Regions from separate parts of the Mus musculus genome. Here region 1 is linked to region 2. A link is a loop called in an ENCODE intact Hi-C map of the cell type or tissue named here. Cell type or tissue: heart. All regions are shown on one strand. Links, peaks and the distances in the headings refer to the core of each region. The heading gives the core; the rest is flanking DNA.

Region 1 (5,379 bases), core at 70-5,069, 1.8 Mb after region 2:
ACCTACCGAGCCCTTCCCCACGCCCACCCCCAGGCCCACATCATTGCCTACTTTAATCACTATTGCTGATTGACATTAGTAAGCTGGAATGTGCTTCCCTCGATATCCGCTATACACAGTGATGGGTCCCACAGAGACATTTCAGACAAGTACCCCATGCACTGTGACCACGCTCACACTTTCTCCTCCCCTCTTACTGCTCTCACTCCTTCGCCCAGTCTCCCCTCTGCTCCCGTAGCCTGCATGCATGCATACGTCAATGTGTCTACAGAAAAGCTGGAATTTAAGAATGGGAGACGCGTGCACTGGTTGTCTATCTGAGTCTGATTCATTTTCTTATGATCTTTGCCATTTTCCTAAAGAACAACATGAGTCATTCTTTTTATGGCTGAGTGAAACTTCATCATGGATGTATTCTGTTTTCTTCACCCATTGTCTGTTGATGGACACCTAGGCAGGTTCAAAACTTAACTATTGTGAATATGGCTAAAAACATAGGCATGTAAGCATCCCTTAATGTCTGCCTGCTACAAGCCCAGAACTTGGTGATACAGTAACAATGTGTTTTTGTTTCTGGGGACTTTTGACCCTAATTTTCACCATGCAAAGAAACGGGAACTAATTCTATTTCCACCAGCAGTGTGTAAGCGCTCCTGTTGCCTGCATCCTCACCAGCACTTGTTGTTATTTGTTTTCTTGTGACTGGAATGAGGCGGGATCTCAGCACTGCTTTAGGTGGCTTGCCTAAGTGGCTAAGAATAGTGAACATTTTTCATATGATTATTGGCTACTTTCAATTTCTCATTTGAGAATTGTCTGTCCATTTCTAGAGGCATGGGCATTTGTGAGCCACCTGGTGTGGGTGCTGGGAACCAAGCCAGAGTCCTCTGCAAGAGGCAGTAAGTGTTCTTAGCCACTGCACTCTTTCTCCAGCCCCAAACTTAAGCCCTTTATATAATCTAAACATTAAGCCTCTGTCAGTGCCATGACTAGCCAGGACTTCTCTCCTTCTATAAACCGCCTCTTCACCAGATTGCATCTTTGACTGTACACAGTTCTGTAATGTCATGCAATCACATTTGTCAAATCTTTCTTTGGCCTGAGCTATCCCAGTCCTTTCCACAAAGTTTTCTTCAAATACAGCCTGTGCCTAGATATTGAGGCGCCCTCCCCCAAAGAAAATTCAAAGTTTCAGGTGCCATATTAAGATCTTTGACTTATTTTGAATTGATTTTTTACAGCAAGGTTTAAGACTCTGGTCTCATTTTTCTTCATATGGACCCCTGGTCCTGCCCACACAATTTGCTTGCAAAGGCTGTATTCTCTCCAGCGTATGTGTTAGGCATCTTTGTCAAAGATCCTGCGGCTAATATTCACTCCATTCCTTTGAGATGGAACTGCTACTGTCTTGAGGAACTGAGATGCAGAAAGACCAGAGCATTTTAACTCAGAGCAAACAGACCCAGACATTAATGCCAAAGACAGCTTCATCTTGAGGGGACAAGATGAGAAAAGGGATCGCGTCTAAAAGACGTTCATGTGACATAAACACATGAGGAAATCAACAGGGGCTGGGAGAGAGGTGAGGCACTGAGACTCGTACAACCTTTGTGTGCAAGAAAACCTGAAGAAAACTCACTGACTCAAGCAAGAACTGGCATCTTATCTCCATGAGTGGCTCTCAACCCGATTCCACTCCAGGCTGTTTGTTTGTTAATTAGTTTGTTTGTTTGTTTGTTTGTTTGTTTGTTTGTTTGTTTGTTTGAGACAGTGTGTCTCTATGTAGCCCTTGCTGTCCTAGAACTCACTCTGTAGACCAGGTTGGTCCCAAACTCATTAGAGATCCGCCTGCCTCTGCTTCTAGAGTGCTGGGATTAAAGTTGTTGGCAGTCGCTGCCCAGCTTCTAGGTTGCTTTTTAAAAGAGTAGTTTGTACAGAATAGAATGCTCTCTAAAATGACCACTAGCCAAGCTACCCAAGGCTGCCTAGCTTCAACAAGTGAGGTTTTTCTGGTATACCTGTCTAATCCTTTGTGCTTCCAGAGAAGGGCTCTCAGGTGATTATGATACATGTGACTAATTAAGAGTGCCAGCCATCATGAGCAGGAAGGAGGAGAGAGAAAGAAGAGAGCTGAGGGGCTGGAGGCTGGAGGACAAAGGTAAAGGTCAGATGAAAGAAAAGGAAACACAAACTCAGAAATAACGGACTTAGCATCCCTTGCTTACCCACACAGAAAGAGTACACTTTCCGTGGGGGGGGGGGGGAAGTGGAGCCGGCGGGGTGCAGAAAGACTGTGTTGCATGACAGATTGTTATTGCTCTAAATTATACCACACAAAACCAAGAGCAAATTCTCTCTAAAAGCATTATTACAAGCAGATTTTATATTTTTATTTTGCTCCCAGTCTGTGTAACACAAAGAAGCAATGTGTAATTAGAATCTACATAAGAATAGAGACGGTGTGAACAAATCACTAACTTTGGAAATAAGATTTTATAGACAATGTAAGTAACATTAGCATTTGCAACTATAGAAACAGATTTTAATGAAGTAATGGCTTAGGAGGAGGCTTCACAGAGACAAAAGATGGCCAAACCAGCAAGCCAGAAAATTTACATGAGCCCACAGCACCACCTAGTGGTCATAGAGAGGAAGCAGCGGGCAAACTTTCCTGAACCAATTCTCCAAATAACTAATTTACATAAATGTTATTATATATGTGCCTTTAAAAAGCACGAGAGCTACAAGTCAAATATAAGGAGCTAATGTCTTCCTATGTTCATGCAACATACGATAAAACTGTCACTAAATAGTAATACTGAAAACAAATAATGGTTTGGGCTAAACCAAAATATTTGAAAACAAACACTAAATAGCATAACCCTCGTTCTGTACTAATTTTCTAAAACCAGCGAAGCCTTACTCTTAGCACAGGTTTCCAAAATCTCCAAAATTGAACTCCTAGTCCTAAAACATCCTCACAGCAGCAGTCGTATGTGAGATAAATGCTATTTCTCCTCCAATTTCAAAAGACAGAATAACAAAGAAGTGACAAAAACTGTTCTCAAGGGAGTCCACAACCATCCATCGAAGGTGCACGCCCATCCGCCTAAAGTCCACCACGTCCATCTACAAGATCACGCCCATTGAGCTAAAGTCCATTCCATCCATCTAAAAATCACTCTCAAGAATGAGTCACATCGCACCCGTGTTTAACTTGGTGCCTGTTAACTCACACAGAACTTGACAGCAGACAGACATTCAAAAGAAAAGAAAAGCTCATTGTATTGAATTAACAAAAAAAAATCACAAAATAATGCAATCCAGACTATATAACTCCAGTAATTGTTTTGATAAATTCTACTTCATGTGCTTAATAAAAGTAAATGAAAGTCGTTGGCTAATGTTAATAATGTTATATATTAGTTCAGTCTCTCTCTTCTTAAATGTCTCGAGCTGGCTGCGAGCTTGCTGTGGGGCCTGCGATGACCAGGAACTGATCTTTCGGCCTCCACCTCCAAAGCGCTGAGATTAAAGGCCTGTGGTACCACACCTAGTCTGTGCGGCTGAAGGGACAAAGCAGGGACTTCATCGGTGCTGGACAAACTCTCGACTAACTGCACACATCTCCAGCACTCCCTCACTTGGCTTCTTTTCACAAAAAAAAAAAAACATGCTTCACAAACGAGAAGCTTGAAACTGTATTTGGCCTTTGTAAAGTTGTTCTGTGGGTTAGCAGCAGAGCTAGAATTGTAAACTTATATAGGCTTGACTTCAAAGTCTCTGTGTGCAAAATGCCCTAAAGATAATCAAAGATAGGAATGAATTGTGGCCCAACATCAAAGGGGGCCTAAAAGAGCGATATTTAAAATATAAACTAGCTGGAGCTGATTTCTTGTTAGGAAATGAAATCCCAAGAGGTATTCCCATTTAGGCCGAGTCCGGGACTTGGGGATGGGAGATGAGGCTCGTTCTAATAAATGCTGAAAGATTTGCAGTTGAAGAGACATCTCCATTGTCTCTTGTTTCCACAATGACCTGGGGAGAATATACACAGAATCTCTAGACCTGCAACCTTCAAATTCTGTGTCCTGCTGCTTTGTCCCCAACGCTGGCTCTCGGAGGAGACAGCCTCCTCCAGTGTCTGATTCTGCTTCAGCTCTCTACCTTGAGCACAGTTTCACTGTGACAAAGGCACACAGAGGGAACTGTTTTTTCTCTTCCCGTGTGTTTGACATAGCTTTAGAAGACAATTCATAAAGGGAGAATATCATGAATAAATTAAGTATAGATAAGACATGAAAATACTAAATATCTGGTGTTTGGTGCTTATAAGTAAGATTATTTGGGTCCTGAGAGCGACAGTGGTAAGGGTTACTATAGTCACGGGAGCGCTTAGGTCGTGTGGCGTGGGGGCAGCACCTGGGAGGGCACGGTACCTTAACCTCTGAGATGAACGGCGCGGGCTTCAGGGTCACAGAGCAGTGAGTCCGGGCCAGCAGGATGGGTGGGGGAGGAATTCTGCTCTTCTTTATTTTTGAGCTCCCCAAGAACTTCTGATAGGAATATAGGGCATTTTGTTCTGCTTCGACCTTCTCAATTAAGGCATTCGCTTCCTGTAACGAAGTGTGAAAATAGAAAAATACATTTCAGGAGCTTGAGCCTTTTCTATATTTGCAGAATTCTCTTGTGGTAAACGCTCTCTTTCTATATACCGTTTCTTGAATCCCAGAGGCATACATACACATGTCACTATGGATCATGGGCTGGTGTTTGTAGGACTATTAAAAAAAAGACTACTAAATGAACGTCTTCGATGGAAACAGACGCGTATGTCTAAATGCAATGGCCATATATTATTAATGGGGGGCATTTTGTCTTTAAATCCACAAAATATCTACCATCAGACTTTATTGTGCTTTGAAAATTCATAACACAGATACCTGCATTTGCACTGATAAGCCACAATCCTATTCTTAGTACAACTTGCAATGTGACTCTCAAGAAATAAAGACTATTGATACATGTGGTTCATCAAAGGAGTGTCCTTGGGAGTTTATATCATCAAGATGTCAATTCTGTGATTCTGATACAGAGACAATACCAAACTATCAGTGCTAAACCATATTTAAAGTCAGATGAGCTGCATCAGCAGAGATGTGTAACTTCCTCGCAATACTAATAACACTAGTTAAAATAATAATAGTAATATTTTAGTCTCGATAATCATAGGCAGAACAGACATATGTCTTTATTTTTATAAGATATTTAAACAGGGTAGAGAGAGGGGTTTGGCAGTTCATTCTTCCAGAGGACCCACATTTCTTCCCAACCCCCATGTATTGGTTCACAACCTCTTGTAATCCCAGCTCCAGGGGA
Region 2 (5,379 bases), core at 247-5,246:
TGCTCTTGTGTGTACTATCTAGGTGATTTTAACACCTAAAAATACTGCTACCAAGACAGATAACTAGACGCCTAAATCTCCCCCCCCCCATACCACAGGACCCATCATATGCATTCAAGGTAGAATTCTATGATGGTAATACATATGAAACAATCATATCCTTTTATGGAATTATCCTTAATTTAAAAATATTCACGAAGGCTGGGCATGGTGGAACATCCTACTATCTAGCTCACAGGCGACCAAGGCAGGAAAAAAACAGGGGAATAACTTTTATACAAGCAATCAAAAATGTTCTACATTTCTTCTGAAATTCAAGATACCTTCCCTATGCTGCACTTTAAAGTGGTAATTTAATTCCTAAATCAGAACTCACTTTATTCTTGTACTTGTTTCCAATATTGGTTTCTCGAGTAGTTGATACCACTGAGTCCAATCAAGACATTTATATTTAAAAAGATTTAAATAGTGCAGGTGGAGAATACACACCTATCATATGAGACCCACTGAGAGAAAGAGCCCCCACCATAAAGAGCTGGGTTGGAGCCAGCATCCAAGGGATATAGCAAGAACTGTGTCTCCACCAAGTGCTGGGCATCAATGCTCCTTCTGGAGCATCCGAAACTGTCCTCTACTCTTGTACGGCCTAGCCCCATAGTAAGTGCTCACAAAAAAGGAAGGATCTTTCATGTAAGTTGAGCTGGTAAGAGGAAATATGACAATTTTTTTTCTCCTGTTTTGTTTTGTTTTGTTTTGTTTTGTGTGTGTAGCCCTGGCTGTCCTAGAACTCAGAAATCTGCCTGGCTCTGCCTCCCAAGTGAGCCACCACTGCTGGGCAATTTTTTGTTGTTGCTGTTTTAAAGATTTATTTATTTATAGTACACTATAGCTGTCTTCAGAAACAAGGGAAGAGGGCATCAGATGGTTGTGAGCCACCATGTGGGTGCTGGGATTTGGACACAGGACCTCTGGAAAAGCAGTCAGTGCTCTTAACCACTGAGCCATTCTCCAGCCCTATCAGCTACTACATTTTACTTAAAGTGGTTGTGTGTGTGTCTGTCTGTGTGTGTTCACATTCTGGTACAGGTATGTGTCTTCCACATCTTTAAAAAAGACATGCCACTGGTGTGCCCAGCTTTTTATGTGGGTGCTGGAGATCAGGTCCTTGTGTTTTCATGACAGGTCATCTCCCTAGCCCCCTGAATGGCTTTAGCCCACAAAAAGCATGGGACTTTGCCACTACACGAATCACTGAAGAAAATGTAAATATATACATAAAGGCGTTTTTCTTGGCTATAAAGAATAAAATCATGCCATGTACAAAAATGGATGAAAGGAGATTATGTTAAGTGAAATTTGCCACACAGACCCAGGCATGGTGGCACATACCCACAATCCCAGTACCCGGGAATCAGAGACAATGTCATCCTGGGCTACAGTGCATTCAAGCACAGTCAGGGTCACAGGACATCCTATCTCAATCCCCCTTCCAAAGACAAATAAATATTCTACCTACACACTCTAATATGCTGGGTCTAGATTTAGGAAAAAATACATGACATGTAAAATTGAAGGGAGTGCAAGGGGACTAATGTGAAGGGAGAAAGGGGTTGGGAGCCACGGGGGAACTTGACACACGGGTAAGTAAAAAGTTAGGAGGAAACCCATTATTTTGTAGAATTGAAAATACAGTAACATGGGGGCCCCAGTGTTCTTAAGCTGGCTGCCCTTCCAGAGGACCTTGGTTCAATTCCCAGCACCCACATGGACGCTCAACTCCAGTTCCAGGGGATATGGCACCCCCCAGACACATGCAGGAGAAACACCAATCAACAAACAACAAAAAATCTTCAAACACACACACAAACAATAACATGGTATGTTTGCCCCCACAGAATCCACAAATAGGAGACACCAAAGACAGTAGGCTGGTCAATATTTACTTGGTTTTAGGCAAGAGCTCAAGTAGCCGAGGACGGCCATGGACTCAGGGATTACAGGTGCCCGACGCTGTAATTCACGGGGCTAATGCTTACTAGACACTGATTTGTGCCAATCGTTTGTTTTTTCGAGACAGGGTTTTTCTGTGTAGCCCTGGCTGTCCTGGAACTCACTCTGTAGACCAGGCTGGCCTCGAACTCGGAAATTTGCCTGCCTCTGCCTCCCAAGTGTTGGGATTAAAGGTGTGCGCCACCACCGCCCCGAGATTTGTGTCAATCTTAAAACACTTAGGCATTGAAAGTTAAGGGTAAAAGTTTTCTCAACTAAATCCACACATGCGTTTGATGTAACTTTCACTCTTGTTCGAGCAGTCAGGAAACAACCCACTTTTTTTTTTAAATTATCGCAAGACACTCTAAACTTTCGAAGAAGCAAACAGCTTGAGGTGTAGTTCCCGGCTAGTACATACAAAAAAGAGGCTTTGAGTTCAATTCCCAGCACCAAAACGAGAGGCAAACCGCGATACCAGTCAAAACATTCACATGCTTCTCGAAGATTTAAAACACTCCAAATCAACACTCATAACTAATTTTTAATGACTTGAATTCTGTTAACTAAATATAAACCTACAAAATACTATTTAAAACGTACCCCCAAAAAGCCAGCAACCAAAAAAAAAAAAAAAAAGGCAAAATGATACACACCGGCAGGAACGCATCTTACATCTCACTGGCCTGAGGCATTCAAATTCAAATACTGATACATCAGTATGTCATAAACTTTTCTTTTTGCTTCCGGATCTTTACTTCCTCCAGCAAAAATCTTACAACGATAAAACAAAACGCTCACTAGCTGGGATTCTCCAGGATGTCTACGGGAACAAACTTTTCCAAATGCAACGTACTTAAAACGTCCCGTTTACAGTACAGCAAACCCACTTAAGGCGGGGCCTGATGACTGGAAGAATATGACACGCGAGGAAACAAAACGGTTCAAAAAGCCCTCCATCTGTTTAAAAAAAAAAAAAAGTCAACAACATAAAAAGGCGGGAATGCCTTTATTTAAAAAAAAAAAAAAAAAAGGCCAGAAATGACTATGTCGCAAACTGCCCTCCAGGGAGCGCTCTGACACTGTTGCGAGTCACTTCGGCGCTAAAGCGGGAAAACGCTACAACTTCACCTCGCGCGCCGGGGGCCAAGCCTGTCGGGCTTTAGAAAACGGCTCGGAAGGCCGCGTCTACACCCACTCCGGACCGTGCACCCGGCCCGAGCAGCCAAGCAGCACAGCCGGGGCGGCTCGCACCGAGGACTCCCCTCTCCGCGCCTTCCCCGGCGGCCTCGCGATCGGGGCGCCGCCGCGGGCACGGGGAACCCCGCGAGGGGGCCAGCCCCGCCGCCGAGCACGCGCCGCGGCCGCCAAACGCCCGTCTCCGCGGCCCCGGGGGGGTTCGCCTTACCCTGCCGACGGCGCCGCGGCCGCGACCCACGGAGGCCCCGGAGCCGAGCACCGGCGTGGGCTCGCGCTCCTCGTCGCTCGAGAAGTCGGGCGGCCCTTTGCTGTTGGCTCCCGCGGCGAGCGGCGGCCGGTTGCGCGCCGTGAGGTGCTGCAGGTAGAGCTGCACGTACACGTCCTTGCGCTGCTCGCCGGCCGGGAGCGTCACGTTGTTGGCGACCAACTCGCTCTTCAACTTGTCTTTGGTCAGGACCGAAGGGTCCTCTAGGAACTCCGGCATCTCGTCCCCCTCCTTCTCTCCTCCCCGGCCCCTCACAGTCGCCGCCGCCGCTGCTCACGCCGGCGCGCTCGCTCGCTGGTCCCGGGGGCTGCGCCCGCCGCCTCGGGAGATCCCTGCCCCGGAGCGGCGCCGCGGGCACGGCACAGAACTCGGGACACAAAACCCAGGTCCGGCCCCCGCCACAAAAAGCCCCTGGCGCACGACTGGGGAGCAAGTGCAGCCGAACCCGGAGCCCGCAGCGAGCCGAGCCCATACACAAGCTAGTGCGTGGGGTGGGGTGGGGGGAGCCTGGCTCGCGCACGCCCCAAGAACGCGCGCCGCCATTGGCGGGCGCCCGGAGGAAGCGCGCCACCCATTGGCTGGGCGGCTCGCGCGGGTTCCAGCCGCCGCGGCGCAGGGCGAGAGGTGCAGAAACGCAGTTTAAAAGGCGCTCGGGCGGGAGCTCGGGCGCGGGGCCCGCTGTTTCCTCGGCTCTCCGCCCTTCCCCTCGGACGCTGATAAGGGATGGGCGGTACTGGGTTTGCACGCTGTTTCCCTCTCTCCTGGCCCCCTGCACCGGAGAAGCCTCGTCCCGGCCTCGATCGCCTTCGGACGGGCGGAGTTCTGCGCCAGCTCTCTTGAGGACCCTTTGCCCGGGCCTGGCTCCTTCCCGGGACACCGAGCCCCCCTGAAGAATGGCGGCCGACTGGCCTTGCCCCCTCCGAGTGCTGGCCCTGGAGGGGAAGCGTGAAAACCAGACAGGCTGTGGTGCGGGATGCGCAGGAAGTCAAATCCCCTCGGTTCGCAAACGCTTCTTTTGTCTGGAATCTAGGGAAAGCCAGACTTCCACAGCTGAAGGTTTCCATACAGCTTTAGTTTGTTACAAAATTGCATTTTTAAGTCTCCCTTTGCCTTCTTTTACCAAACCCTTTGGTTTCCATAGTTCTTGGGGCTTAAAACAAATGCCTTCTTTGTATTTTTAAGCCGTCTAGGTTAAGACCCCCACCCCAAGCACCAAGGATTTCCCCTAACTTCATCAAACCTAATGTTTGGTAATGGAACAAGATGAAACGCAACATTTAGAAAGTCTCTAGTATTCAACTTTATGTGCCTGTAGTGGTGCATACTAATTTTTTAATTTTAGAGGGAGCCAGGAACCCTGTAAAACTCATGCTGCTGATTCAAGTTAGCGTCTCAAATGTGCCACAGTTCTGTTTTCTGGAACACAATACTGACCAGAAATGTTTCCTATTAACAAATTACATATATGGGCGAACATGATCAGAGTTAAATTTATGTAAAAAGTCCGCAATAAGATGTGTAGTTAATAAACGCTAATGAGCCGGGCGTTGGTGGCGCACGTCTTTAATCCCACCACTTGGGAGGCAGAGGCAGGTGGATTTCTGAGTTCGAGGCTAGCCTGGTCTACAGAGTGAGTTCCAGGACAGCCAGGGCTACACAGAGAAACCCTGTCTCGAAAACAAAAAAAAAAAAAAAACAAAAACAAAAATAAAAAGCGAATGAAAGCATGTATAGTGTTTCAATGTATCTAGGGTTTTGAACAATGTGAATGTCTACACAGGAAATGGTTCAGGACACTGCTCGTGAGAGGAAGCAGCTGACCTCAGATTCAGAGTCTCTTAATCATTCCCTCAGTGTCTTAAGCTCTAGATTATGTTCTATAAAAAAGCCTTAAATTTAAGCATGAACAAAATTAAAAATATGAA

The links. A loop is a pair of places that touch in the nucleus more often than their neighbours do. Peaks named below come from ENCODE experiments on the same cell type or tissue, not always from the same donor. Only the 100,000 strongest peaks of a DNase experiment are listed, where the experiment ranks them.
Region 1: it touches region 2 in a loop (3-fold over the local background); 3 of 42 quality-filtered maps call a loop at or near these places.

The regions. Positions count from the first base shown.
Region 1 is chr10:93,011,996-93,017,374 of GRCm38, forward strand. Cfap54 (cilia and flagella associated protein 54) reads right to left here. Exons shown (of 68, transcript NM_001347060.2): 20 at 4,440-4,616. Among named protein-coding and RNA genes, the nearest start is that of Gm40739, 60 kb to the right of the region's middle. In heart, for the core only: a CTCF peak has its summit at 2,649 (motif pointing left); no DNase peak of the experiment used is centred there.
Region 2 is chr10:91,167,641-91,173,019 of GRCm38, forward strand. It overlaps Tmpo (thymopoietin), which reads right to left and starts at 3,979. Exons shown (of 4, transcript NM_011605.3): 1 at 3,398-3,979. The coding sequence starts at 3,673. In heart, for the core only: a CTCF peak has its summit at 3,068; DNase peaks (open chromatin) are centred at 3,121 and 4,141; H3K4me3 peaks cover 4,692 bases; H3K27ac peaks cover 3,169 bases.